Linked DNA regions of Homo sapiens: all the other regions are linked to region 1. A link is a loop called in an ENCODE intact Hi-C map of the cell type or tissue named here. Cell type or tissue: ascending aorta. All regions are shown on one strand. Each heading gives the region's core, and the rest is flanking DNA. Links, peaks and the distances in the headings are about the cores only.

Evidence for each region. Peaks named below come from ENCODE experiments on the same cell type or tissue, not always from the same donor. Only the 100,000 strongest peaks of a DNase experiment are listed, where the experiment ranks them.
Region 2: a loop joins it to region 1, with 2.1 times the contacts of the local background. A loop is called at or near these places in 7 of 110 quality-filtered maps.
Region 3: a loop joins it to region 1, with 10 times the contacts of the local background. A loop is called at or near these places in 19 of 110 quality-filtered maps.

What each region holds. Positions count from the first base shown.
Region 1 is chrX:115,325,001-115,335,385 of GRCh38, reverse strand. No RefSeq gene overlaps it. Among named protein-coding and RNA genes, the nearest start is that of LUZP4, 40 kb to the right of the region's middle. In ascending aorta, for the core only: a CTCF peak has its summit at 4,674 (motif pointing left); a DNase peak (open chromatin) is centred at 4,713; H3K4me3 peaks cover 979 bases; H3K27ac peaks cover 1,125 bases.
Region 2 is chrX:115,228,874-115,239,258 of GRCh38, reverse strand. LRCH2 (leucine rich repeats and calponin homology domain containing 2) reads left to right here and starts at 5,163. Exons shown (of 21, transcript NM_020871.4): 1 at 5,163-5,566. The coding sequence starts at 5,218. In ascending aorta, for the core only: no CTCF peak of the experiment used is centred there; DNase peaks (open chromatin) are centred at 5,218 and 5,538; H3K4me3 peaks cover 1,824 bases; H3K27ac peaks cover 1,678 bases.
Region 3 is chrX:115,674,502-115,684,886 of GRCh38, reverse strand. No RefSeq gene overlaps it. Among named protein-coding and RNA genes, the nearest start is that of PLS3-AS1, 120 kb to the right of the region's middle. RefSeq lists an enhancer at 3,931-4,482. In ascending aorta, for the core only: a CTCF peak has its summit at 5,202 (motif pointing right); no DNase peak of the experiment used is centred there; H3K4me3 peaks cover 479 bases; H3K27ac peaks cover 382 bases.

The DNA.
Region 1 (10,385 bases), core at 2,641-7,640:
TAATTAGTCTAGGCCAGTACTTCTCAGATTTTAATGTGCATATGAATCACCTAAAGATCTCAAAATGTGGATTCTGATTTGTTAGGGTCTGGAGTGAAGCCCAAGATTCTGTGTTCCCAACAAGCTGCTACTTGGCCGAAGACCACATTTTGGGTAGCAAGAGCCTAGGCTAAGAATGATGAAAGTCTGAACCAGGGAACGAATATTGGGAGTAATAAAGGGTTTACAAAGAAAAGAAGATAGAATCTGTAGGAATTGTTTATCAATAGGTAGTACCATTCCCATTTTCCTATTGATTCATAGAGAGGGTTAAAGGAGCTGAAAGAGTATATACCTAGTTAACAACTAAGCTAGGACCAGAACCCAAACCTATCAATTCCTCATCCCACCTATTTACCACCCAAGAGAAGGTAAACAATACAGCTACAAAGCATTAGTATTCCAAGTAAAACCAAACAATGAAAGTCTTTAACCAACGCATTCCACACAAAATTTAGTTCACATTTACTTCATTTTAAACTTATCTCCCTTAACCATTTCTTTCTTTTCTTTTCCTTTCTTTCTTTCTTTTTTTTTTTTTGACAGGTACTCACTTTGTCACCCAGGCTGGAGTGCAGTGGAGCGATCTCAGCTCACTGCAGCCTCAACCTCCTGGGCTCAAGCGATCCTCCTGTCTCAGCCTCCCAAGTAGTTGGGACTACAGGCGCATGCCACCACGCATGGCTAATTTTTGTATTTTTTGTAGAGACGGGTTTCACCTTGTTGCCCAGGCTTGTCTTGAGCTCATGAGGTTAAGCCATCCACCTGCCTCGGCCCCACAAAGTGCTAGGATTACATGCGTGAGCCATCCCGCCCGGCCCCTTAACTATTTCTTAAACTCTTTGTGCCTGCCACCATGTCTTTAGCATAAAGTGGAACATAAATCCAAAAAAAATCATGTGCTTCACTATATTAAGTTTTTAAAAGCAGCATTTTACGGTGTTTAGTTACGAGTACTAGGATATCCGGGAGCTATGCTACCCAGTCACTGGGCACTTTTATCCTGGATTTAACTGAGGAAAAATTTTACAGAGGGCACGAGATTTGACCTGGATCTCACAGGATGGGAAGGAGCTAGACAGGATGAAAGGAATGAAGTGGGCATTTCCAGGAGTGGAATGGTGGCAATCAGATCCAGTGGCAGGACAATACGTAATGTGAACTGCATATGTAAGTTACATGGTAAGTCTCTGCTCGCACTTCCAAAAACCCCCCAGAAAATCAGTTATAACAAAGAGGGGAAACCATGGATTACCTTTTCTGCATTAGTTGTTTTGGAGAGAATTTGCATTGCAGTAGGATATCTACCACTCAGGAAGGTGAGAATTGGGGATGGGGGTGGGAATAAGATGTGAGGTGACACCAAAGAGGTGAATATCAGATCCACATATCCATCTGTCTATCTGAATGGGCATGTGTTTAATGATTATCTCATCCCAGGGGGAGGAGGGAAGAAGCTTCTCTAGCTATTCTGTTCAGGGCCTGACCACCCCCTCCCATGCCCAGGAGGCATTCACAAATGAAGGCTCGAAGTTTAACCGTTTGAGGAACTACCAGACTGTTTTCCAAAGCAGCGGCACCATTTTACAATCTCACTAGCAATGTATGAGGGTTTCAGTTTCTCTGCATCCTCCCTGACACTTGTTATTATCTGCCTAGTGGATGTGACGTGTTATCTCATTGTGGTTTGGTTTACATTTCCCCCTTCCCAGGGCTAATGATGTTGAATATCTTTCCACGTACTGATTTCCAAATAGCTCTTGATGGCTGATTGTAGGCATTTATTCACAACTCTGGTAACACAGTCACCATATGACCCAGAAATTCGACTCCCATATATATACCCAAGAAAATTTAAAACATATGTTTACACAAAAAAAATTATACAGGAATGTTCACAGTAGTATTATTCATAACAACTAAAAAGAGGAAACAGTCCAAATGTCCATCAATTAATGAATGGACAAACAAAAGTGGTATATTCATACAATGGAACATTATTCAGCCGTAAAAAGGAATGAAGTACTGATACATGCTACAAAGTGGATGAACTTTAGAAACGTCACACTAGGTGAAAGAAGTCAGGAACAAAAGGGCACACGATTCCACTTATATGAAATATCCAGAATAGGAAGATCCAGAGAAATGAAAAGTAGAATGGTTGTTACCAGAGCCTGAAAGGAGGATGAATGGGGAGTAACTTCTTAATTGGTGTGGGGTTTTATTTTGTAGTGATTGATGGAAATGTTTTGGAACAAGATGTGCGCCACTGAGTTGTTTACTTTAAAATGGTTAATTTTAGCTCAAGGAGCCAGTTGGAACCGGCTCCAGCACACCACTGCCTGAAGATTTTGCCCTCTTAAGTCAGAAAGATCTTACTGTTTATGCCTTATGATAGTCACATGCCACCACTGAGAAAATGAGTACCGAAATGACTAGCACTTTGAATGGGAAGGGGGCGAACTCCTGGAGGGCAAAAATTCAATATCTCAAATATATTATCCTATCACCTCTCTGTCTACCTCTCTATCTACCTTCTTACTCACCTTTATTGAATACTGAATTTTCCCAACAGTTTTATTTATGGGGAGATTGAGAACTAGAAATAACTAAGATCATACACGTCTAGGAAGTGGCAGAGGTGGGATTTAAACTTTGGTCCACCTCAGTCTGTGTTCTTACATTTAAATGGAAGCCTCGGGGAGCCATGGGAGTGGTACATAGCCATGTTCCTTGGGTACCCTTAAGCTATGGGGAAACTGCAACACTAAGTATGGCTGCTTCCTAAAGACTTCAGTCCCAGTTCAGAACTGGTGGCTTTGGAGCATTCTGAGGAACTGTGGGGCCGTGGAACTGCCTAGCTGTCAGAAATGATTTAGTCAGAACCATGGGGCTCTACCTGATCTGAGGCTTCTTTTGCCATCCCTTTCAGAAAATCCAAAGAGGAATTTAAATATTTGGGGGTTTTCGTAGGGAGCTGAGATGCATATTGCTTCCAGGTACCTTTAGGGCCATCGTTCCTAAAGACCTCACTTACCAGATGAAGAAACAAGCTTATAGAGGGGAAATGACTTCCCTAAGATCACACAGCTGATTCAGTCAAGCATCACCAGTAGATGAAGAAGTAACTGGAAGAAATTTGTCCTCATCCTCAACCTCTCCATTTTCCATTCCATCTTTTTTAATGTTCCTTCCTTGGTATCTCAATAAGATATACTCTTAAAAAAACTTTATTATATTTATTATATAATTTCATATACTGTATATTATTTATTTATAAATTTCTTGTTTTTTTCTTTTTCTTTTTTTTTTTTTTTTTTGAGGCAGGGTGTCACTCCATAACTCAGGCTGTAGTGCAGTGGCATGATCTCGGCTCACTGCAGCCTCTGCCTCCCTGGCTCAAGCAATCCTCCCATCTCAGCCTCCCGAGTACCTGGGACTGCGGCTGCCTCATCATGCCCAGCTAATATTTATTTATAAATTATACATAATTTATATATTTTGCTGAATGGGTGATTGATTTCTAAAATATTTTAAAGCGAGCCCCAGACAGCGTACTATTGCAAGGTATATATTCATAAAAAAAAGCAGTATGATATATATAATAGCAGAACCTAAATAAACATAAAGCCTACAGTGGGCTGAAGGTAGGAGACCTAGGCCTTGTTTCATTTAGCTCTGCCACTAAGTAGCTATCTAATCATGGGAAAGTTGTTTAAGCCCTTAGTCCCAGATTTATTTCCTTAAAATCAAAATAAAACTATATTTTATTACGATTTACGACACTAAAATTCTATGACAACTCATGGCCAGACACGGTGGCTTACGCCTGTAATCCCAGCACTTTGGGAGGCCAAGGTGGGCAGATCCACTGAGGTCAGGAGTTCAAGACCAGCCTGGCCAGCATGGTGAAACCTCGTCTCTACTAAAAATGCAAAAATTAGCCTCGTGCTGTGGCACGAGCCTGTAGTCCCAGCTACTTGGGAGGCTGAGGCACAAGAATCGCTTGAACCCGGGAGGTGGAGGTTGCAGTGAGCCGAGATCATGCCACTGCACTCCAGCCTGGGGGACAGAGCAAGACCTTGTCTCAAAAACAAAACAAAACACAAAAACCTATAACAATTCAAATTCCCTGAGGGATATTTGAATTTAAAAAGCGAACAGGCGTTTAAAGTTCCCTGGTTACTTATCTGGTAAAGGAAAGTGATTTGGGGGAGCATTAGTTATAGCTGTGGCGATGGGAGAAGAATTGTTCAGAGGTCTTAAAGTTACGCTTTTCGCGCAGATGCCAAAACGTTTCCAAAGAAGGCTGGTCTTGACTACCACAGCTGCCAGGTGTGGTTCTGAGAAATGCAAAATTATGCCATAACTCCTCTTTACTAGTAGACTTTCAGGATTAGTTGTTTGAATACCCTGAAGATCAACTGTCCGAATTAAATTGAGAAACTGGTTTAAGGATAAAATATTTTCCACCTTCAAACGAATATCTATTTTCTGAAGTAGCCCAAAACTCCACAATTTGTTTAACCATAAGAGTTTTCTTTTTTCCTTTATTTTACTGCGGTTTGTGAGAAGTTAACGAAAGGCCAGTTTTTGGAAGTTGAATGCTGCCATCTGGTGGTTGACAGGCAGCAGTGAGCTGGAGTAGGGAAATCTTTCCGCCAGACCCGTGGCAGAAAACAAACTAACAAAAAAACCCGCAGGACTAAAGGCGTAAGATGTAGGGCCGGACACGGTGGCCACGCCTGTAATCCCAACACTTTGGGAGGCCTATGTGGGAGGATTACCTGAGGCAAGAGTTCCGGACCAGCTGGGCAACACAGTGAGACCCCCCCGCCCACCTCCCCCTCCCCCCGCCATCTCTTAAAGAAAAAAAAAAGCATGAGATGTACAAATCAAAAAGCAACTTAAATGCTTTTTATTTTACCCACAAATGTGTTTATTTTTTCTAATATAAGTAAAATATGATTATTTCAGGAATTTATAAAATATGTTAAAGTACATGTGGGGAAATACAAATTTCCTACAGTTCTTAAATTCTAATGCATTTTGGTGCATTTTTTCCAATCTTTGCTTATTGCATTCTTTGCAATATCCCGAGTGTCATTAAAAATTCAATTTTTTGCCGGGCGCAGTGGCTCACGCCTGTAACCCCAGCACTTTGGGAGGCCGAGGTGGGCGGATCACGAGGTCAGGAGTTCGAGACCAGCCTGGCCAATATGGTGAAACCCCGTCTCTACTAAAAATACAAAAATTAGCCGGGCGTGGTGGTGGGCGCCTGTAATCTCAGCTACTCGGGAAGCTGGGGCAGGAGAATCGTCTGAACCAGGGAGGCAGAGGTTGCAGTGAACCGAGATTGCGCCATTGCACTCCAGCCTGGGTGACGGGCAAGCCTCTGTCTCAGAGAAAAAAAAAAATCAATTTTTTTCATAACTCTGACTTTCATCCAAAAATATTTCTTGAGCACCTTATATATACCAAGTACTTCGTTAGGCACTAGAGATAAAATAACAAAGGAAAAAATCTAGAAAGTCCCTGTCCTCACAGAGCTTGCATTCGGGGTCAAGAGCAACAATAAACAAATAAAGACATAATTAAAGGTTAAATCATGAGAAATGCTATGAAGAAAAATAAGGCATAACAAAAGGAAATAAAATGATTACAGAGCTACTTCAGATAGGGTGGTCATGAAAGGCCCCTCTGAGGTAGTGTAATAAGTAACATTTGAGCAGCATTCTGAATGACCAGAAGGAGAAAGCCATGTAAATGTGTAGGGGAAGAGTCCCATAGGGCAGGGGTCCCCAACCCCCAGGCCACAGACCGGTATCTGTCCAGGTCGCACAGCAGGAGGTGAGAGGAGGCTGAGCTTCATCTGTATTTACAGCTGCTCCCCATCACTGGCATTACCGCCTGAGCTCCACCTCCTGTCAGATCAGTGGCAGCATTAGATTCTCATAGGAGCGTGAACCCTATTGTGAACTGTGCATGCAAGGGATCTAGGTTGCAAAATCCTTGTGAGAATCTAATGCTTGATGATCTGTCATTGTCTCCCATCACCTCCATCCAGATGGGACCGTCTCGTTGCAGGAAAACAAGTTCAGGGCTCCCACTGATTCTACATTAAATTGTATATTTCATTATATATTACATTCATTATATTCATTCAGTATATTCATTATATATTACAATGTAATAATAATATAAATAACGTGCACAATAAATGTAATGCACTTGAATCATCCCGAAACCATCCCCCCTGCCCACACCCAATCCATGATAAAATTGTCTTCCACAAAACCTATCTTTAGTGCCAAAAAGGTTGGGGACCTCTGCCCTAGGTGTGAAAAGTGTTCTAAGAGGAAAGGGAAGTGCAAATGCTCTGAGGCAGGAGCATGCTTACTGTATTAGTGGCATAGTAAGGAAGCTGGTGTGGCTGGGAAGGTGTGTGGGAGATAAAAACAGGAAGGAAATAAAATAGGAGAGCACAGCCAGAGATCAAACCACAACAGGGCCAAACCATGTACAAACTTTATTTTCCCCCACTTAAATCCATTTAACATAACAGAGCTCCATCTTGAAGGATGGGCAGGATCCACAGTCAGCAAAGGCGGGAAAGAACATCCCAGAAAGAGACCAATGATGAAGCAAAGGCGTGAGTGCTTTTAAGGTTAAGAGTATGAGCTCTGGGACTTGAGAGAGATCTCCCAACTCTGCCACTTCTGGTTGTACCATGATTCCCTTTTCCCGAACCAATAAATACAGTGTAATCTGTTAGTACATCATAGGCCCTATCTCTAGGAACCCTAAGATCAGACGAAGATGGCTACACTGATAGAGTGGTAATGATCCAGCCAAGCAGAGGGTCACCCAACATCCACTATTATTATTGGATAGAGTATTAGAGTGGGGATATAGTAGACAGGAGAGAGGGAGGGAGTTTGGCACATTAAAAAGTAAGAAGCAGAAAGACTGATGGATGGAGAGATGGAGACAAGGGGTAAGCACTATAATTTCACCTGATCTTGGGCAGGAGTTTTAACTACCACTAAGAAGTAAGATCCCGCATAATCTCAAATTTTAGTATACATCAAAATTTTCTGGAGGGTTTGTTAAAACACAGATTTCTGGGACCCACACCCAGAGGTTTTGATTCAATAGGTCTGAGGTGAAGCCTGAGAATTTGCAGGTTCCCAGGTGAGGCTGAGAATGCTGGTTTGAAGACCACACACAGAAAATTCATGCTATGATTGGTGCCAAATGAGGCAAAAATGGAAAGTTCAGTCAGCCTGTTTCTTTGTTCTGTTCACATACTGCCAAACAGCTAGACTGCACATCTCTCGGCATTGTCCAACTGATTGTTATGACAATGTTGTACTTCTGATGTTATTCAAGGCAGAGAGGGAGAGGTTTGTGACTTATATAGCTGCTGTTTCATATGGGGGAAAAACCATTTGAAGCTTGGGAAATATTGCTGGGCTCATTGCCTTATGCTGTTGCTTTTTCTTCTTGCTTTTTTTTTTTTTTTTTTGAGACAGTTTCTCGCTCTGTCGCCCAGACTGGAGTGCAGTGGCGCCACTCACTGCAGCCTCCACCTTCCAGGCTCAGATGATTCTCTCACTTCAGCCTCCCGAGTAGCTGGGATTGCAGGTGCACACCGCCCCACTTGGCTATTATTTCTGTAGAGACAGGGTTTCTCCATGTTGCCCGGGCTGGTCTGGAACTCCTGGGCTCCAGCAATCTACATGCCTTGGCCTCCCAAAGTGCTGGGATTATAGGTATGAGTCACTGCGCCTGGCCATACTGTTGCTCCTTACCCTAATTACCCATTAGCAAGCAAGACATTGAAAGCAATGTATCCATCCCATATTCTTTGTAAATGAGATTATGAGAAAACAAGCCTTTTAGTATTCTGGTAGTGGGGATGTCAAATGGTACAACCTTTCTGTACAGCAACTTCTTTGTAGCATTCCAAATATGTACTATTTGATCCAGCAATTTTACTTCTGGAAAATTATCATATGTAATGAATTGAAGAGGTACTGCAAATATATAAGTACACGAAAACTCACCACAAGCATAATTTACAAAAACTTAAACTGAAAACGGCCTAACTATCCAGCAATGGGGAACTGGATAAATAGTGTAGAAAGCTTTACTGTGGAAGAAGGCTTAGTGGCAGTAAAATAAATACGGACGTAGCTATTACAAGTTTGCATGTGTGTGTGTGTGTGTGTGTGTGTGTGCGTGTGTGTGTGTGTGTGATAATTTTTGGTATTTTGTATTTTGAAAAATTTCTGCAATTAACCTGTATTATTTTTGTGATATGAAGAAACATTCTCTCTCCAAATCATTTGCCACAAATTACATTAGGAAGCTTCATGCACATTGGGCAACAGAGTGAGACCACGTCTCAAAAAAAAAAAAGTATACAAGAAGATGTGTATAGCTTATATGCAATTACTATGTTATTTCATATCAGGGACCTGAGGACCCATGGTTTTGGTATCCACTGGGGTCCTGGAGTTAATCCCCCACAGATACCGAGGGACAAATATAGTATATTGGACTAAATCCACGTTCAACTTGAAGTTCGTTTTAAAAATAAATAATTGAAGTTGGCTTATTTCTTTGACCTTTGTATCCTTCATGAAGGTGCAGTACAGGAAGAGACTCTTTGTGAATTAAGGGCTCCAGGTAGAATCTAGTTAACTGCATTTTTTTCTGATACATAAAAGATACCTTTTTATACATCAAGTAGTCCTAAAACAGACATGAATTCTTTAATATCACGTGAACAAGCTTATTGTGCAATTCTATTACACTCACGTGATTATCCATTGCTTGAAAGTTGAATTTCAAGTATATTCCTCTGGGCTGGTGCAGAAAACTCTTGGTTGTAGTATATTTTGTCCTTAGGAGTAAAGTTTTAACCCTATATCTCACATTTGTGTCACTTAAGCATAATAATTAGTAAAGATATATTTGTCAGCCACTAATTAGATGAGCAACTTTGGGCCATTCAACTTCATGTAAGTCTCATTAACACCAGCTGTAAAATGAAGAAGGTATATCCAAGAATCTTCAAGCTCCCTTTTTAGTAGTTAGGTTCCAAGTTCTGAATCAGGGAGTATTAGTGCAGCATTCAGAAGGATTGTAAACATGCATTAATCTAGTCTTTTTTTAATCATTACATCAAAATATCTAGGTGAGTTTTTCTACCGTTTATCTTTTTTAAAAATTGCATGCATGCATTAATCTAGTCTTTTTTATATTGTTACTTCAAAATCCCTAGATGAGTTTTTCTACTGTTTATTTTAAAAAATTTCTTCTTCTTCCTGGGCTCAGGTGATCCTCCCACCTCAGCCTCCCAAGTAGCTGGTACTACAGTACCTGCCACCACACCCAGCTAATTTTTTGTATCTTTGTTTGTAGAGACGGGGGTCTCACTCTGTTGCCCAGGCTGGACTCGAACTCCTGGGCTCAAGTGATCAGCCTATCTTGGCCTCCCACAGTGCTGGGATAATAGGTGTGAGCCACCCTGCCCAGATTCTACTGTTTAAATGCCAAATCAATCTCACTATTTTTAAAGTATAGTTATCCCTATATGCATTTTGGAACAAAAGTAGCTACAGCCTTCATATAGAGAAAAAAAATGGATTCATGGTTGCCTTGGGCTGTGAGAAGGGGGGGAAAGGAGGGAAAGGGGGAGTGACTATTAATGGGTACAGAGTTTCTTTGGGGGACATTAAAAATGTTCTAAAATTAGACTATAGTATTGGTTGCACACTCTGTTAATATACTAACTGAACCGTATACTTTAACGTGGCGAACCTTATAGTATAAGAATTATATCTCAATAAACTTGTTACCAAAAAAGTAGCTGGAGCACATGGCTACATAGCAGTTAATATGAAAAGCAGCTCAGTTATCCAAAATTTCCTTCTGCCACATTGTAGAGGCATGTTCTACACGAGGACTCCTGAAAGGCTGCTAGTGGGGCCTGGTTCTTACTTTGTCTTACTAAAACAGCTCTTCACATAAATAAACAGTACAGAAGAGTTTTATTTTCTTTTCATTCTTTTTTTTTTTTTTGAGACATTAAGACAAGGTCTCATTCCAGTATCATAGCTCATTGCATTCTCACCTTCCCTGGCTCAGTTGATTCTCCCACCTCAGCCTCCCAAGTAGCTGGGACTACAGGCACACGTCACCACAGCCCGCTAATGTTTTGTATTTTTAGTAGAGACGGGATTTGACCATGTTACTCAGCTGGTCTCAAACTCCTGGGCACGAGCAATCAGCCCACCTTGGGATCCCAAAGTGTTGGGATTACAGGCATGAGCCAT
Region 2 (10,385 bases), core at 2,523-7,522, 96 kb after region 1:
GCTGGTCTTGAACTCCTGGGCTCAAGGATCTTCTCTCCTTCACATCCCAACCTGTTAGGATTATGGGCATTTTATTATGGGCACTTTATTATGCCTGCTTAGAGGTAGTACGATAATTACTTAGGTTTTACTTTTAGGCATTTGGATTTCGCTTGAAAAGACCCTATTTAATTGTTCCCTCTCCCATACTGCAAGAAGAGGAAAATATAAAAGACACACTTGCCGAAAAGGGCATATGTCATGGTCTTAGATTGTTTTGTGTTGTTATAACAGAATATCTGAGACTGAGTAATTTTTTTTTGTAGAGATAGGGTCTTGCTATGTTGCCCAGGCTGGTCTCGAACTCCTGGCCTCAAACAACCCTCCCACCTTGGCCTCCCAAAGCACTAGCATTTTAGGCATGAACCATCAAGTCCGGTTGACACTGGGTAATTTATAAAGAAAAAAGGTTTATTTAGCTCATGGTTTTACAAGTTGGGAAATATGAGAAGCATGGTGCTGGCATCTGCTTGGCTTCTGGTGAGGGCCAAGTGCTAGGCCAAAACATAGCAGAGAAGGTCAAGGGGAAGTGGTCAGTGGGAAGAAGAGAACCAAGCAGGAGGAGGGAAATGGCTTTATAACAATCTGCTCTCTCTGGAACTAATCCAGTCTCAAGAGATTGAAAATGCACTACCACGAAAACAGCACCAAGACATTCATGAGAGTTCTGCCCCATGACCCAAACACCTCCCAGTAGGCCCCCTACCTTCCAACACAACCACATTAAGTATCAAATTTCAACATGAGTTTTGGAGGGGGCAAATCATCTCCCAAACAGGTGTTTTTCCATGTTTATACATCATAGCATGTGTGTTTCCATGTTTATATATGAAGAGGAGATTTTCCAATGTAATCTTAAGGAAGACTAAAAATCTTCCTCAACATTATGTTTTCTAATTGGACATAACAGGTTTACAGTAATTTTGTGTGATGTTTTACTTACTTTCCTTTGACCAAGCTACACTAGCAAAATTTAACAATCTCTGTATCTTTACATACTACTCTAATAAGAAAACTTCAAAATTTGTAACAGACCGATGTTGTGTACACAAAAACATTTAGGACATATTTTAAAGAAGGATATGGAACATATATTTTAAATAAATTTCATGATATCAGGTTAAAATACTAGAAACACAGAGGTCAAAATCCGGGATTGCATTAGAGGCAGTAAGCAGAAATTGGAGTCAGGTTAACTGTTTATAGTGAAAACACAATGATTAGGGGAGGCAGGAACTTGGGGTGAATTGACAAGGCTATAACCTCAACAGTGACACTAAAGGAAGTGCCTATTAGTGCTGGTAGCACAATAGTATGGAAGAATTTAGGAACTGCTCTGCTGTTAACTCATGGTCCACTCAGATAGGTGTCCTATTGACAGAATGAACCCAGAACCATTGAAAATAATCATTAATATGCTAGTTACTTAATACAATTATCTCATATAATTCTCACTACACTCCTAAAGATAGCTAATAATGTAATGATCTCTGGTTTATAGATGAGGTATCTGAGACTTTGAGAGGTTAAGTGACTTGTCTAACATCTCACATTTTTCAAATGTCAGGGCAGAGATTCTAACCGAGATGGAACATAATAGTGCTTGTTGACATCAACCTTGAAGACTAGGTATGTAATAGCTCCTTTTAAGTAATAGTGATCATTCATACATTTGTCCAAATGCTTTATGAGTTAATAAATATTAACTTTGGGATTAATTAATTTGTTAGGATTGGTTAAAGCAGGACAAAGGATTATCTGAAAAGGCAGAATCAAGAACAGATAGGTGAAGGAGGATCAGAGATGCTGTATATAGTATGTGGTAAATTATGCTAAAACACATTAATGTATAGTCCTTTACAAGGCTCCATGAAAGAACAGGGATTTTGGAAGAGACTGAAGATCAAGTTACTAGACAGAGGAGGGCCAAGTGAATTTCCTCCTCCTTATCTCTAATCATTTTGTATGCATTTCTCAAGGCTTTCTCTAATTCAAGACTGTGCTGAGATTGGAGTGAGCAGAACTGCATATCTCATTCCAGCTGCAGCTCACTCCAATAGTTTAGTATGGGGTAAACCAACATGTTTTCTCAGGTTTTTCATACATGTTTTGATGACACCCAACATTTCGTTTTTCCCCCTAAAGTTAGCATTTAGTTGAGCTGATGTTTTCAAAAAACAGACTACAGAGATTTTCATGTTTTTTTCCTGGGTCTTGATCAAGATTTTTAAAAATTCGTAATATACTTTGAGCTATTTAATCTCCAAGTTGGTTGCCTTTTTCTGGATCCTGAGCTAAAACATATCTCACATTTGATTTATTTACAGATTAGTAAGAACATCCTGTACTTTAGCCCAATAATCTTGACCTTTAATAGAATTTGTAGCTTTGGACATTTGGTTGTGCCTTTCTTTCTCCATATATTTATAAGTGTTTGTTTGGAATAGCAGTGACTATAAACTGGCCTGGAATTTCAGAAATCCTCTCTAGAGTTCTTTTGAACAGAAACTACATTTGGAGTCTGCCAGTGATTTAGTAGAGGCTGCATGTTTTGTTCAAAACTCCCCTACTTTCCCTCTGTTCTCCTTGTATAATCTTTGGTATATGTCATATAGTTGGTGACTTACCAACATACATTTCATAAGTTTGGCTTGGATAATTCTGACTGCTGGCTGTAATTCAACCAGTTACCAATGTGTCATTTCAGGGACTGCATTGCAGTGGTAATCAATGTAAAATATCCTCTAGTATAGACTGAATCAAAAAATTCATGCAATATGTCAGATAATGTCTTTACCCACAGTTATCAGGACATTTACTAATTTTTTCCTTGGCGTCCTACATTTTGAATGTTCTTTATTATTTTAGTTTTTGAAGGAGTAGAGGTGTAGTAAAGAGATTAACACTTATTGAGTGCCCAATGCTATAGTATTACTGGCATGGAGAGTTTCTGGCACAGAGTAATTGCTCCTTAAATGCTTATTAAATGAATAAATGAATGTCAGGTATGTGCCTGCCACTTTACATGTATGACTTTATTTATTCCTACAACAATCATATAGTAGGTATGTACTATTTTCCCTCATCTATAAAATGGAAGAATAATAGTACCTACTTTACAAGGTTGTTATGAGGATCGATAGACAAGTAAGTATATACAAAGCACTCCCTGGCAAGTAGCAAGCACTTTAAAAATATTATTATTATTATTATTTTCCATTGTTACATATGAAGACACTGAAGTACTGAGCTTTTAAGCCACTTTCCCAAGTATTACACAGGGAGTTAAAAGTTCAGAATAAATTTCTAAACTTTATGCCCTCTCTTCTAAATCTTTTGGCCTTGGTGTTCTTGTCAAAGAGCTCTACAACATGTTATTTTGTCTGATTTTAAGGTATACATAGCTTACTTAATAAGCGTCCCATTTTCTTAGATTATCTTTCAACTTTTTGAAAAATTATTTTCCTTCTTAAATTTGGCTGTACATGCCTTTTTTCACTGGACAGGTATCCTGATAGGACATATTTTTCCTGGAGTCCAATACATTGTTTTAAATAATTGCAAAAATTCTCATTGGCTAATTATTAAAATATTTTCTTTCCTAATCTTTTCTCTAATGAACTTAGTGTCCTTTCTCATTCATCTTAATTCTGAAGTTCTCAATTAATTATGAATTATGAATTAATAATTTGATTTAAGATATAAGGAAGATGAGATATAAGGTGCAACATGCCTTTTTGACACCGGTGTGTTTTAATAATTTATCTCACTTGCTAATTCACTATACAGAGTCTGATTCTCTGTTTTCTTCCTTCTGGGTCATGCATATGGTGAATGTAATTTCTCATGACATAATCATTTTAGTTAACCAGTATAGCCACAAATCAATTTAGACAAGTTGTAATTCTTTCCTGTAATCTTTTATAAAGTAGAGCCTATGGCAGATATACTTTTTTGAAGTGGAGATTTCTCTTAAAAAATGAGGCTGTTGACACATTGCTCAAATTGAAATAGGTGTAAAAGAGATACATAGGATACTCAATGATAAGTGAATATGTCCAAGCATTCTGATAGTTTTCTTCATCAACTTTACTGAATACTAGAGAAAAAGATTTGAATGACTATGATTGAGAGTGGAGAGGGTAGTGGGTAAAGGGATGGCAGTGGCCTAAATGGTTGGGTGATAAACTCGGCTAGATAGTCTGGGGTTAAATTATGGAGGCCTGGAATGCCAGATAAAGGACTTTGAACTTTCTTCTCTATGTCTTCTACATTAAAAATATCTTCAGGTTCTGAGAATGAACTCCTAAAATTCAAGATCGATTGGCTTCATAATACCCAGGGTTAAATCTTCAGAATTCCATCTAAAAACAAAACCTGTATTTCAGAAATAACTTAAGATTGTTTGATGATCAAAGAGATTTTCATCAGGCAGTACTGACACGATGAGAAGAAACTAGAGGTATTTTGGAGATCTTGGCACAACTTCAAAGAGTGATAGAACAGAATGTGGATAACTCTTCCAAGTTTTGGAAGGCAACAGTCTGGCTGAGACTTACATACATTGAAACGAGAGGCTTCCTTGAAAACATTTTACAAATCTTTTCCTATTATAGAATTCTAAACTATGGAGAAATTCATATATGCCCCAAACTCAACACTGCACTCATTTCCCTCCCCAAGTGACTCCCCAGCGTTTCTCTAACACTGGTAAAGGATTCCTGAGGCATTTGCAGTAAGCTTCTCAATAAGCTGCCCCATAGCCCTTCTAAGTGCTGTTTCTGTATATTCTGAAACGAATCCCTTTCATCCCTAGCTCATATATTTGTTTCTGTTTTGCAGAACGGAAACAGTGAAGCAACTTAGAGAGTTGGGGACATACAGCCCAGATGACCTATAGTTCGCCTGGTGTCGTTTCGCAAGACTTTGGTACCCAAAGCAGCAGAACCGGGATTTAGCATCCTTCTTATCATACATTTCTTAAAGCAAGCGTTCTGCACTTTCAAACATCATCTTTTCTCTATCCAACACCTCCTCCCAGCCCGCCCCCTGGTTCCTTCCCACTCTCTACCTCGCCCCCCACCCCCCGCCCCCAGTCTGCGCATGCGTCCTAAGAACCCCTTACACTCGCGGCACAGGCTGACAGTATTGTCGGGGGCTATTCTCTCTCCCAGGAACATGGCGGCGAGTCAGGGAGGAGGCGGTAACAGTGGGGGCGGCGGTTGTGGTGGAGGTGGAAGTAGCGGTGGCTGTGGCACGGCTGGAGGGGGAGGTGGCGGGGCTGGAGGGGGAGGCGGCGGCGGCGGCGGGACCCTGGTGGTCCCCATCCCGGTACCGACTCTTTTCGGTCAGCCGTTCCCCAACGGGCCGCCGTGGAACCCGGGGAGCCTGCAGCCTCAGCACACCGTGAGGAGCCTGGACCGGGCCCTGGAAGAGGCGGGCAGCTCCGGCATCCTGAGCCTCAGTGGTCGGAAACTCCGAGACTTCCCGGGCAGCGGCTACGACCTGACGGACACCACCCAAGCAGGTGACAGGACGGGGGGAGGGGAAGCTGGCTGTGAAGGAGGAGGTGCGGGGAGTGGGTGGCTGCGTGGCTGCGTTGTTGGACTCTGCGGGTCTGGGCGGGTGCGCGGGGACCGCCAGACTAACAAAGTCGGGGCAGCCCGTTCTCCTGAACGTGAGGGGCGAATCAAGCAATAGGGGAGGGGAGGAATGCTGCCTGAAGGATGTATAGAAACTGGTAGGATGTTAGGGGTGAAAGAGCATCATTGTTAAAGCAAGTTTCCCCAGTTTGGGTGGGAGGGAGTCATTGACACCTTCCTTAATGCACTTCTTTCAACTCTCCTGGATCTTCCCGTCTTTCCCGGAAAACCAAACCCAACCAAACTAAACGAAACACAAAAATCATAATCTCTACATATTCCTTAAAGGCATACGTGCCTGAAAGAATGGCATATCCTTTTTCAGAGTACAGCAGCAGGATTGCCATGGTTTTTCTGTGTGGTTTAATCATCCTACGATATTCTTGGCTTCTTTCTTGTCACGTATGCCTTTAAAGACTGAGATTTTTCATTTTCCTGGTGTTGAGAAGGTAGTGGTGGTTAAATTAGTATTTGCTGCAGTGGTAAATTAAATCATCAATCACTTACATGTCTGCTTACTAGAAGAAAGCTAATCCTTGTTTTGAGTTATCTTAGAGTCTTAATTTTTATAGTAGAAAGCCAACAATTTTAAGGGTATTTTTGAGAAAAAATTATCTCCATTCTTTATGGAGTTGTGGATTAAAGGTTTATCACTTTGGGTGAGAAATTGGCTATTGTAATGTTCTTCATATACTCTCTGGTAGTCTTTGTTGTGGCTGGCATTTTTTGTTAGGGACACACTCTCTTATAAACCAATGCTGGATTATTTTAGATATGTCTTGATTTGATGAAAGGTTTTTTTTTACTTTTTATAATCTTTAAATTTGTTATTTATTTCTGTTTTCATCTGCTTTGCTGAAATAAATCTGGACAAAATTATTTTAATAGATGTCGTCATTTTGAAACAATATAGTAAGTAAATTCACCCATAATGAGGAGTAGTAAAATACCACTTATTTTCAAAACAAGACAATTTCAGATGTATTCAGTTTTTAGATCTTAAATCAAGGTATTTGTGTTGGAACAAAGTGGGGAGAGGAGGAAAACCTAAAATTGAAGCTTTCCACCCAGTGATTCTTTTAGCAATGATCCTAAGAACTATGAATGTGTAATCGACCACTGATTTTATATTTTGTAAAGCATGTTGGAGTATTTACTCCTTCACTCAGAACAGATTTCCTAAATAATATGTTCACATATTCATGACTGTTAGCAAGATATTATGCAACTTGGTGTGTTCTTCAAAGGCTTCAAGTAAAACAGTTTCAGACTGCATCATTATAGTGATTTTTTTCTTTTCTTCTTCTTCCTCTTTTTTTTTTTTTTCTTATTGTTCTTTCTAACCTATAAAGGATCCTTCTACCTGCAGGACAAAGTTTAAGCATCCTAGCTTGGCATTCAGGACTTTCATTGTTGGGCTCCACTTTATTGTTGCAACCTTATTCCCCAAAATGCTCCCACATAGAATCCTCTCTTCCAACTAGGTCAACTCTCTGTCTCTCAAATACATTTTGTGCATTTCTGCCTCATCTTTGTACAAGATCATCTGTATGCTTGGGATTTCCCTCTTTTCTCCGTCTATTTAATTTTATTGAAGCCCCAGCTCTTCCAAGAAATTGTCTCCAACTCCCTTAGTCCACAAGAATCTCCTGTTTCTTTGAATTCCCATGGTACTTATTGTCTTTACCACTTACTTGGCAGTGCTGGTTTTATTTTCTTTTTATGTTTCTGTCTTGCTATCCCTGAGAAGAAATAGAGCCCCTTAAAAGGCAGGGTGTAAGCCATATACTTGTTCAGTCTTCTTATTATATATCCCCTTTATTGTATTTGATAATATTTCTCATAAATATGAATATCATCTGATGCAGTTACAGCCTTTGGCTTTTAAGCCTTCAGTTGGTTTTCTGAGGCAAGCTTCAACACAAAGCAGAACCATATCTGTTCATGGTAAACATTCATTCATCATAAGTTTCATTTTACTTTTTCTCTTCAGTTGAATGAGCATTTCTTGTGGGAACATTTCAAAAATCAGAGTAAACAAGATCTTGTGCTGCTCTTTTTTTTCATTTAAATTAGATATCTTTGGGTGACTCATTTGCCATTTGTTTTTGATAAAATTTAGCCACGAAATTTTTAGGGGCAGTATTTTTTAATGTAGAGAGACCACTATTCATTATGTGTAAATGACGGCAGGTACATTGGAACTGAAGAAAAATAGAGTGTGTTTGAGATTATACATACATATGTACATACATACACACACATACATACAGGAACACACATACAGTATATTCTCTATTTGATGAAAATGATCTGTTTGGTGATCTTGTTATACTTAAAATGACTCAGTGGAATACTGTTTCAGAACCAAACCGATTAGTTAGACAAGCATTCCTTATTGCATTAGGAAGAGACAAGAGGAAGGGAAAATAGCTAAGAAGCGGTTAATGTTAATCTAGGTGAGAGGTGGTGAGAATCTGGGTGAAACAATATTGAATAAGGAGAAATTAATACATTTCAAAATAAATGGGGGAAGGTTTTTTTACATTAAGATGAAATAGACCCCTGGTTCTCCACCCTGGCTGCACATTACAATTGCAAGGGAGATTTTTTGTTTGTTTTTTCAACCCTGCCTGGATCCCACCCTAGACCAATTAAATCAGAATCTCAGGGGCCAAGGAACTTAAGGAAAAAAAATCTTCCCAGGTAATTCTAATATGCACTCAGGGCTGAGAAACCCTAAAATTGTTTATTTTTTAAGCACTCAAGAAATATTTGTTCTTTGAGTGAATAAGAACATTGATAAAAGTTTAGTTATTAACCTTAAAGCCACTTGTCAAGAAAGTCAAAACCAAAACTAGGAACTAAATACTCAAAAATTGTTTCAAATTGTTTGATAAATTTACGTGAAGAAAATGATGCCCCCTAAACATGTAGCAGCAAAATCTTTTCTCTGCTAACAGGCTTCCTATGAGGGAAAATGTATTTTAGGCAGCTGTTTGCAGAGTTTATCTTTGGTGTCTTTTTACCTCTCTCTGCATTTCTAGTGTCTGTTCTTCACTTGCCTCCTCCCTTTGTCCCCATCACACTTTTCTCCTTTCTCTTTCTCTCTTCAACCTCACTCCTCTTACTTTATTGGGATAGAGCTCAGGTAAATGATTATGGCAGCCTCTCTAGGAGATTAACATTTAAAAGGGGGAGTTTGCTAATTTACTTGAATCTCCAATTGGTGATTGGAGATTCATGACCTTTTTGAGTAGATCTCCCTTCCAGATACTCCTTGATTAAAATTTTCACCCACATAAGGACATAAAACAGTGATCAGAAAGTTGGTAACCCATTTCAGTAAAGTAGCTGACTCTTGCTGTAATGTCTTCTCCGAGATGGTCTGTAGATAGATTTGACAAGATGAAGGGAAATTGCATAGAACTTTTTGGTCCATCTGGATACTATGATAATTTGTTGACTTGAAAGTGAATTTAATTGTTACCCAAACAAATCCTGAAACCTTGCATAGTTGACTCTGTCACCAGTGCTACAAATAAGTGGATATGTTTCAGCGTACTTGCTGCTGCTCCCTCTGCTTCTTTATACCTGTTTATGTACATGAGCAGTAGGTCTGTGAAACAGATTTAGGAATTCTTACATCAGATTCTGCCGTGTCCTGGATAATCACGTGTTTTCCTGTAAACCAGGAGTCAACTCTAGTATTTCCTACATGTGCTGGTTCACCTTTTCAACTGTAGGGCATGGTGCATTGTATCAGGTTGTAAAATGGAGCCAGATAAACACAGCATTTGATTTTGTGAGGTGAAGGTCCTCTCAGTGCATTTAGTGGAATGAGCTCATGATTGTGATTTTGTGGCCTTATTCAAATATCTGCCTTGCTTCATTTAATAAATGTCTTCCTGAAAAATCGAATGTGAAGCACATTTTTGACAGTTGACTCATATTTTAATTGCTATAGATTGAATCTGAATTACTGAACCTTGTACTGATTTATTCAGTGATAAGTTCTACAGCATACTTATCCCTTAATTTCTTTCATTTAAAATAAAATGTTATCTTTAATTGAAGGGTACATTCATCATTAAGATAATACCATTTATACAGCTCTTTATACATTTTTAAGTACTTTCATATATATTATCCTATTGTATCCTAATAATAACCCTGTGAGCTTGGCAGAGTACATAGTAATTGCTCGTTGTGGTTGAGAGACAGGTTAAGTGATTTGTCCAAAGTTAAATGGTGAGTCTGGCAGAGTGTGTGGGTCAGAGCCTAGGTTTTTCAACTCCAGTGCTATCCTAATGTTATTTCCAGTGTAACACATTCTCTCTTTATAAAAAAGCAGTTATTAAACACCATGCCAATAAATAGGTTATTTATTCTGAAAATTCAATGCTTATTTAACTTCGTAGGTTATATACTTTTTGTTTGTGGTATGGTGTGTTTTGTTTTGTGTGTATTTGCATAGCTATCATGCCTCTCTTATGGTTTTAGAATAGATTCATTAAGCAAGCATTTATTGAACTCCTACTTTGGAAACATGATTATGGCTAATAAAAAGAGACATGGTTTTTGTACTTAAAGGATTTATACAATAGTCAAATGTATACAGTAATATAACCATTAGAAAAGAATTTCACTATAATATATAATAGTATTCAAAATAATATATTTTAATATACTGTACACATAAGA
Region 3 (10,385 bases), core at 2,494-7,493, 350 kb before region 1:
TTTCCTACCCTAATAGTCTTGCAAGATTGCACAACTGCAGGTAGGACACTTCCTTGAAAATATCTTGGACAATATCTCTCAAAATTGCCCCACCATTGTTGGTTCAGTATTGTGGCCAATCTATCTCTGCTACTGAGAGAGAAATTATGAAGCATTTTGGCTGAAATGTTTTTATTATGATTACCTTCTTGGATAATGGCAAAACATCTCCAAGTTTTCAAATTCACCATTTCAGACATGAGGGTTCTTGGAGAGGTCAGAAAATCTCTGTTTCTAAACCGTTGTGATGTTATGAACTATCTTAAAATCACAAGTTTACTATAAATATAAAAATCTTCTTTTACATTTTGTCAGTTGATAAGTCTGGGCCAAGGCAATCAATTTAGCCATCTGTTTTGCAAATTATTAGTTGTTGTTTTTCAGAGACAAGGTCTAGCTTTGTCACCCAGACTGGAGTGAAGTGGCAAAATCATGGCTCACTGCAGCCTCAAACTCCTAGGCTCATGTGATCCTCTCGCCTTAGCCTCCCAAGTAGCTGGGACCACAGATGCTTGCCACCACATCTGGCTTGTAATTCTTTTATGAGATGATCCCTCAGGTATGGTCACTGGAGGAGATGTCAGAGAGGCTCAGAAATAAAACAGTTTATTTACTCACAGGTTGTACAGACAGGAGGCCAGGTACATCATGCAGGGCCACATGGGAAAGACATCAGGGTGGTCTGAAGGCAGAAGACACGAGCAAGGGGAGGATTTAGGCCATGACCTTTACTGGGACTTCCATACAATAGGCAATGCAGGGCAGGGTGAACAGTTTATGACTGGCTAGTTTGAATAACTGCCTTGGGCTTTGGGCTACATAAGGATGGTTTCTAGTTGCTTGGTACCTGGCCCTAGTGTCAGAAGTGTCCTGGCCGGGCGCGGTGGCTCACGCCTGTAATCCCAGCACTTTGGGAGGCCGAGGCGGGTGGATCATGAGGTCAGGAGATCGAGACCATCCTGGCTAACAAGGTGAAACCCCGTCTCTACTAAAAATACAAAAAAAAAAAATTAGCCGGGCGCGGTGGCGGGCGCCTGTAGTCCCAGCTACTCGGGAGGCTGAGGCAGGAGAATGGCGTGAACCCGGGAAGCGGAGCTTGCAGTGAGCCGAGATTGCGCCACTGCAGTCCGCAGTCCCGCCTGGGCGACAGAGCGAGACTCCGTCTCAAAAAAAAAAAAAAAAAAAAAAAAAAAGAAGTGTCCTAACCCGAGTGACTGCATCTTGAATAAAGGCCAAATAAAGCCAAAACTGCTGGGTTACATTCCCAGGGGGTTGGGAACTCTTGGTCACAAGATGTTTATGGTTGAGGGGACAAGTTAAGGAGGCTAATTACATAAGATCCACAACTTAAGGAAATGTCCTGATGTCCCAATATCTTAAGAACAAAATGCACTCTTAGTTTAAGAATACATTTCACTTTTTAAAAATTTTTATTTATTCATCTATGTTTTTGACGGCGTCTTGCTATGTTGCCCAAGCTGAAGTGAAATGGCGTGATCTCGGCTCACTGCAACTTATGCCTCCCAGGTTCAAGCAGTTCTCCTGCCTCAGCTTTCCAATTAGCTGGGATTGCTGGCACCTACCACCATGCCCAGCTAATTTTTGCATTTTTAGTAGAGACGGAGTTTTACCATGTCAGCCAGGCTGGTCTCGAACTCCTGACCTCAAGTGATCCACCTGCCTCGGCCTCCCAAAGTGCTGGGATTACTGGAGTGAGCTACCACGCCAGGCCAATGTCACGTTAAAGATAATAGTATACCCATAAATTCTTGCTGAAATCAATAGTTATAAAAGAGAATAACAATGCTACTATCCTGTCACAAGCTGATCACAAGCCTTTGTAATAAAGCACGTAAGACCGTTATTCTTAGCTCTATTATCCTATCTAAGCAAGCATTGTATTTGAGGTGATTTTGTTCCTCCTTGCTTTCTGAGGACACCCTACTCTGCAATAAAGTAGTCTCTAATCAGAGTATAGTGAACTATCTTAACTTCACTATACTCTGCGACTTGCCCTGAATTTTTTCTTGCATGAGATCCAAGAACCCGCTCTTTGGGATCTGGAACAAGACCCTTTTTCCGGTAACAGTAGATGATTAGGAAGAGGAACGTGGGCCGGGCACGGTGGCTCACTCCTGTAATCCCAGCACTTTGGGAGGCGGAGGCGGGCAGATCACCTGAGGTCGGGAGTTCGAGACCAGCCTGACTAACATCGAGAAACTCCGTCTCTACTAAAAATACAAAATTAGCCAGGCGTGGTGGCGCATGCCTGTAATCCCAGCTACTCGGGAGGCTGAGGCAGGAGAATTGCTTGAACCTGGGAGGTAGAGGTTGCGATGAGCCGAGATCACGCCATTGCACTCCAGACTGGGCAACAAGAGCAAAAACTCTATCTCAAAAAAAAAAAAAAAAAAAGAAGAGGAATGTGGCCTCCTGGGGTATCTGGGCCAAACAGAGGAGGTACGGCTCTGGATTGGTTAGTTTGCATATTAAAGATGCTCCTGGCTGGGCCTTTGTTATTTTTAAATCTTGGCTAGCCCCAGGAGGGGCAGTCTCCCCCTAGTCAGAAAGGTTTTTAAAAATATCAAAACATCATAATACGCAGAAAATGTAAAATGTTTATAATACAAAATGTGAACTGATTTAGTTTCTATGAGAAGCTTATATTTTAAGGACAAACTTAAGTCTGTGATGGGTTATCTTGTTTAGCAATTTTTAGTTTTACTTTTTATGTTTGAACCATTAATGAATACAATTAAATCAGGGTTATTTAAGAAAGTCTCTGGATCAAGCTTCTCCAACCCGTGGCCTGTGGGCTGCATGAGGCCTGGAATGGCTTTGAATGTGGCCCAACACAAATTCGTAAGCTTTCTTAAAACATTATGAGATTTTGTTTTTTTTTTGCTTTTTTTTTTAAGCTCATCAGCTATCATTAGTGTTAGTGTATTTTATGTGTGGCCCATGACAATTCTTCTTCCAATGTGGCCCAGGGAATCCAAAAGATTGGACACCCCTGATCTAGAAGATCTGTCCAGGGCTCAGATACTCAGATAATCTCCTAAAAGAGGTAAGCCACCATGGAGTTTTACTTTTTCTGGTAAAGGAAGGAATATTTAATTATCATATTTTCTTTTCTTTTCTTTCTTTTTTTTTTTCTTGAGATGGGGTCTGGCTCTGTTGCCCAGGCTGGAGTGCAGTGGCGCGATCTCAGCTCACTTCAACCTCTGCCTTCCAGGCTCAAGTGATTCTCATGTCTCAGCCTCCCAAGTAGCTGGGACTACAGGTGCATGCCACCTTGCCCGGCTAATTTTTTTGCATTTTTGGTAGAGATGGGGTTTTGCCATGTTGCCCAGGCTGATCTCAAACTCCTGAGTCAAGTGATCCGCCCACCTCAGCCTCCCAAAGTGCTGGGATTACAGGCCTGAGCCACTGCGCCTGGCCATATTTTCTTTATGTATGATTAACTTAAGTTAAACTCTTTAGATTTGTAAAGTTTATTATTATCATTATTACCACCACCATTATTACTAAGTTTAGCAGAGAAAAGCTCTCATAACAGCTTTTACTTAATAGTTGGATAAATTTACTCTTATTATCTTTTATAGGATTGAGGAACAAATCTTTGTGTTACTTAGAGCTGCTATAACAAAGTATCATAGAGTGGTGGCTTATAAACAACAGAAATTTATTTCTCACAGTGCTAGAGGCTGAAAGTCCGAGATCAGGGTACCAGCTTGGTTGGAAGACAGGGTCTTTCTTTGTTGCTCAGGCTGGAGTGCAGTGTCAAGATCATGGCTCACTGCAGCCTCCACCTCCCAGGCCCAACCAAGCCTCCCACCTCAGACTCTCAAGTAGCTGGGACTACAAGTGTGTGCCGCCACGTCCGGCTAAATTTTTTTTTTTTTTTTTTTTGTAGAGACAGGGTCTCCCTATGTTGCCAGGACTGGTATCCAACTCCTGGGCTCAAGGGATCCTCCTGCCTCGACTTCCCAAAGTGCTGGGAGTACATGCATGAGCCACTGCAACGAGCAGGTATGGTTGGTTATTGTTAGGGCTCTCTTCCAGGTTGCATATTGCTGACTTCTTTTTGTTTTTTGAGACGGAGTTTCACTCTGTCGCCCAGGCTGGAGTGCAGTGGCACAATCTCGGCTCACTGCAAGCTCCGCCTTCCGGGTTCACGCCATTCTCCTGCCTCAGCCTCCCCAGTAGCTGGGACTACAGGCACCCGCCACTGCGCCCAGCTAATTTTTTTGTATTTTTAGTAGAGACGGGGTTTCACCATGGTCTCGATCTCCTGACCTTGTGATCCGCCCGCCTCGGCCTCCCAAAGTGCTGGGATTGCAGGCATGAGCCACCGCGCCCGGCCCGCCTGCATATCGCTGACTTCTTGTGTCACATGGCAGAAAGAGGGAGAGAGAGCTCTCTGGGAGTCCCTTTGATAAGCGTACTAATCCCATTCGTGAGGTCTCCACCGTCATGGCTTAACTGCCTCCCAGTGGCTCCACCTCCTAATACCATCATGTTGGCGGTTCAGAGTTCGACATATGAATTTTGGGGAGACATAAACATTCAGCCTATTATTATTACCTGATGAACATTTTAGGAACCCAAAATATGGTTTAGGTATAAAAGACATCTGGCCGGGCGCGGTGGCTCACGCTTGTAATCCCAGCACTTTGGGAGGCCGAGGCGGGTGGATCACGAGGTCAGGAGATCGAGACCACGGTGAAACCCCGTCTCTACTAAAAAAAATAAAAAAAAAATTAGCCGGGCGTGGTGGCGGGCGCCTGTAGTCCCAGCTACTCGGAGAGGCTGAGGCAGGAGAATGGCGTGAACCCGGGAGGCGGAGCTTGCAGTGAGCCGAGACTGCGCCACTGCACTCCAGCCTGGGTGACAGAGCGAGACTCCGTCTCAAAAAAAAAAAAAAAAAAAAAAAAAAGACATCTTAATAGTTTTATAATTTTGAATTTAGATCGTGAATTCAGGAAAGGCAAAATCAAGAATAACTGTTAAAGGAGAAAAGGTGTAAGTCATAAATATCTAAAAACAAGAAATATTTACAGTCAATGATATAAAACCATGCTAGATTATACTAAGGCTAAAGCTGTAATTCGCCCCCCACCTCGTAATAAAAGCAAAAAGCAGTAGCAATCACTCACATTAGCCAGGAGAGGGGGATATTTGTTAATTTCTGTGGCTTGAACGTGTTTTGTCTGTGTTCAGACATGATTATGCAGTGGTCCTCCTTTTTGTCTCACTTCATTACCATCACAGAGGGACCTTGCCGGATGTTGGTACTCTTTGAAATTGTTTATGCTCACGGGAGAACAACAAAGTCTAGCTGTGAGTGCCACGCCAACTCCTACATGTCCGGGATTATTTTTTTCTTTCCCATCACTGTGATAGAAAAAATTGGTGATGCTGTTTTATTGGTGATATGTTACATGCATTTTAAGTATAAGCTGTCAAGACTTACAAGGAGCCCCTTTTGTGAAATCTAATGAACATATCATGGTTCGTTTGTATTTTTTGGGAGGCGGGGTGGGGTGAATATGTGCTGCCAAAGTGAGCACAAACATATCATGCTGTTGAAATAGGATTTTAAGCCAGAGAGCAAACCCGGGTGAAATCCGGACAAGAACAAATCTGCAGAATTTTGTTTTAACCTCTCTGGGCCCTATTAACTTCCAGTCAAACTTGTAATAAAACTAAAGCTAAAGCATCACTTTCACATCGAGGACCTTGCTCACCATCACCTACCCATCCCACGCTCATTCCACCACTGTCAAAGTGTACCCTTTCTGACTTTGTGCTCCTACCTGCTATAAACTTCCATCAAAACACTTTATTTCATGGTGTTTGTGTCCCTCTAGAGTCCTACACTACTCTAGAACTCAAAGAAAAGAACATATCTCATTCATCTTATTCAGGCCTTAGACAAAAAGCCTGGGACAGGAAAGTACTCAATATTATTTAATTAATTAACTGTTAATAAAACATGTTTTAACAGAAGACATGACAGAAAATATGACTTTGAAAACTTCATCCACATGAAGTACCTTCTTTTGTTTTTTTTTAGACAGGGTCTTGCTCTGTCACTCAGGCTGGACTGCAGTGGCATGATCACAGGTCAGTGAAGCCTTGAACTCCTAGGCTCAAGTGATCCTCTCTCCTCAGCCTCCCAAGTAGCTGGGACTACAGTTGTGCACCACCATGTCTGACTAATTAAAAGAATTTTTTTTTAGAGATCGGGTCTCATTGTGTTGCCCAGGTTGGTCTTGAATTCCTGCACTCAAGTAATCCTCCCACCTCAGCCTGCCAAAGCCCTGGGATCACATGTGTGAGCCACCATGCCCAGTCTACATGAAGAATGTTGAATAAAAAGTGACAAGAGAGGAAGAAGACTGAAGTTTAAAGTTCTTCACTTAGGGACATTTTGCAAAACGAACGAAATCTGATAAATTCCTCATGAGTCACTGCAAGCCTCTATACCTGGTGTTTAATGGTTTATTATAAAAATTTTGTACAAATGCTATTTGTTTCCCAGTAAGGGGTTGTCATTTCCACCTCATTGGTCCTTTTTGTGTACCTTTCCATGCAGTGTTCCCAGGAAGATATATATAGGTATATAAAGAGCAGAGGACCTATTTCCATTAAATAAGCAATGATTGCTTTTATCTTATTATGAACATGATGCATATATATGCAAATATATATGTATTTGTTCTTTTTTTTTTTTTTTTTTTTTGAGACAGAGTCTTGCTCTGTCGCCCAGGCTGGAGTGCAGCGGCGCAATCTCAGCTCACTGCAAGCTCCGCCTCCCTGGTTCGCGCCATTCTCCTGCCTCAGCCTCCCGAGTAGCTGGGACCACAGGTGCCTGCTACCACACCCTGCTAATTTTTTTGTATTTTTAGTAGAGACGGGCTTTCACCGTGTTAGCCAGGATGGTCTCGATCTCCTGACCTCGTGATCTGCCCGTCTCGGCCTCCCAAAGTGCTGGGATTACAGGCATGAGCCACCGCGCCTGGCCTGTTCTTGTTTTTGAGACAGAGTCTAACTTTGTTTCCCAGGCTGGAGTGCAGTGGCACAATCACGGCTCACTGCAGCTTCAAACTCCTAGGATCAAGCAATCCTCCTGCTTCAGTCTCTTGAGTAGCTGGGACCATAGGTGTGTAGCACCACACTCAGCTAATTTTTACATTTTTTGTAGAGATGAGGTCTTGCTTTGTTGCCCAGGCTGGTCTTGAACTCTTGGGCTCAAGCGATCCCCCCACATCAGCCTCCTAAATTGCTGGGATTACATGTATGAACCACTGTGCCTGGCCCATATATTAATAATATAATAAAATATATTATGAAAAATGATCTCTAAACCTATCACCTGGAGGTAACCACTAGCAATATGTTGGTTTATCTTCTTCTTGGCCTTTTTGTACTATGTGTGTGTATCCACAGACATACACACACATTTAAACCAAAACCTCCTTCCTTATTCAGTTGGCCACGGCAATAATGACACTCTTCTATACAGAACTCTCATCCTTCACATCGAATGCCAGGGAAGTATTTCCTCAGCAGTTTCTTCTCTGATTCCATCCACTGCAGCCATAATGAAGAGGAATATAGAGACCAAATCCACCTCAGGAGCACAGGAATACTGAAAGCAATGGAGAGAAGATGGAAATTCTGGCCAGCTGCTTACTAGGACAACATCAAATCAAGGCCACCACTACACATAAAATACAAGAAAACTAGTAGTGAGAAGCCATTTTCTTTCCCTTTAAAAACTAAAACAACAAAATCATTACAACATGCAATTATGAACCTTTTTCAGGGTCTTCTCCTTTATTTTTTTATTTTTTATTTTTTTCAGACAGAATCTTGCTCTGTCACCCAGGCTGGAGTGCAGTGGCATGATCTAGGCTCACTGCAACCTCCGCCTCCCAGGTTCAAGCGATTATCCCTCCTCAGCCTCCTGAGTAGCTGGGACCACCGGCTTGCACCACCACACCTGGCTAACTTTCATATTTTTATTAGAGACAAGGTTTCATCATGTTGGCCAGGCTGGTCTTGAACTCCTGACCTCAAGTGATCCACCGCCTCAGCCTCCCAAAGTGCTGGAATTACAGGTGTAAGCCACCGTACCCAAGCTGCTTCTTTATTTTTGTTTGGAAACTATTTAGTTTATGTAAGAATTCCTAGAGGTTATAAGGCTTTCTGGACTAAATGCCCAAGAGACTCCTGAGGTATACACCAGACACTATTTGATTCCCTGTTACTGTGGCATGTAGTTCCAGGCACTACTAACAGCCACTCATGCCATGGTGGTTCTGGGAAGTCCAAATATACATTGAAGGCCAGAGAGTTGGGTATTGTCCATCCAGGGTATTGTAAGCCTTCAAACCACTTCTGTCACATAGCTGAAAATATGCCTTTAGGGTCTTCTCTTCTGCACCTCCTAGGCACTTTTCTCAAACCTATCCAAAGATTAGAATTTGGCTTTTCTTTTCTTTCTTTTTTTTCTTTTTCTTTCTTTCTTTTTTTTTTTTTTTTTTTTTGAGACAGACTCTTGCTCTATCACCCAGGCTGGAGTGCAGTGGCACGAACTCAGCTCACTGCAACCTCTGCCCCCTGGGTTCATGCGATTCAGAAGGCCTGAGCCTCCTGAGTAGCTGGGATTATAGTCGTGCCACCATGCCCGGCTAATTTTTTTTGTATTTTTAGTGGAGACGGAGTTTCGCCATGTTGGTCAGGCTGGTCTCGAACTCCTGACCTCAGGTGATCCACCTGCCTCAGCCTCCCAAAGTGCTGGGATTACAGGCGTGAGCCACCATGCCTGACCTGAATTTGGCTTTTCTATATGAGACCATGTCTTAGCTCAGGCTGCTATAATAACGTACCGTAGACTGGGTAGCTTAAATAACAGAATTTTATTTCTCACAGTTCCGGAGGCTGGAAAAATTCAAGAACAAAGTGCTAGCCAGGCTGGGCATGGTGTCTCATGCCTGTAATCCCAAAACTTTGGGAGGTGAGGCAGGAAGATCACTTGAGGCCAGGAATTTGAGACTAGCCAGGACAACATCGAGAGACCCCATATCTACAACAACAAAAAGTACTAACCAATTTGGGTCCTAGTGAGAGCCCCCTCTTGGTTTGCAGAAGGTCATCTTCTTGCTGAATTCTCACATAGTTGATGTAGAAAGAGCAGAGAGGGAGAAAGAGAGACACAGAGAGAGAGAGAGAGACCTCATGTCTTATCCTTTTAAGGGCATTAATCCCAGGATGGGGGCTCCACCCTCATGTTCTCATCTAAACCGAATTACCTGCCAAGGTCCTACCTCCTAATACCATCATATGGCAGGGAGGTGTTTCGGCTTTTAACTTATAAATTTTGAGGGGATACAAATATTTAGTCCGTAACAGACCTCTAAGTAAAATTTCACTTGAAAAATTGGTTCCATGGCTTGGCGTGGTGGCTCGCGCCTGTAATCCCAGCACTTTGGGAGGCCGAGGCGGGTAGATCACAAGTTCAGTAGATCAAGACCATCCTGGTCAACATGGTGAAACCCCATCTCTACTAATATACAAAAAAAAAAAAATTAGCCAGGTGTGGTGGCATGCACCTGTAGTCCCAGCTACTCAGGAGGCTGAGGCAGGGAGCCTCCTCCCGCTTGAACCCGGGAGTCGGAGGTTGTGGTGAGCCAAGATCACGCCACTGCACTCCAGCCTGGTGACAGAGTGAGACTACATCTCAAAAAAAAAAATTCGTTCTATGGTTATAATTTAGCCAACAGAATCCACAGTTCCAGGCAATCATAATATATCATTTTTACCCAATCAATTTACGAATGGCTTATATCATTTTGCTCTAGTACTGTTTCATTTTACATTGTTATTGGTTTCTTGCACTTTGGATGTGGTAATTCACTGAATTTCCCCTTTTCCAGGACATTATTGTTTCTGTTCATCATTAGATGCCATCTTGCATTTCATAGTCTCTATCACCTGATGTAAAAATTACCATTGTCGGCTCCTAGTCCAATAACCTCTTTTACTAAGACCAGGCTCACCTTTCTAACCTTTCCTAAGGTATATTGGGGCATTTTAACTAGAATCAATAGTTTCCAGTACCTGTGTCTCATACCTGGGAGGCAATGGATATGGTCACAGCCATCTCCCCTCTCTGTGCCAAAGAAATTTATGGGACTGATGGCTGGATCCACAGTCTAAATAATCAAAATGAAGAGTGTTTCCAACCTTTTGTTCACTGGATCCATCAGTAAGAGTGCAGTCTCCTCTGCTCTTGAAACCCATGAGAGGCCAGGTGCAGTGGCTCAGGACTATAA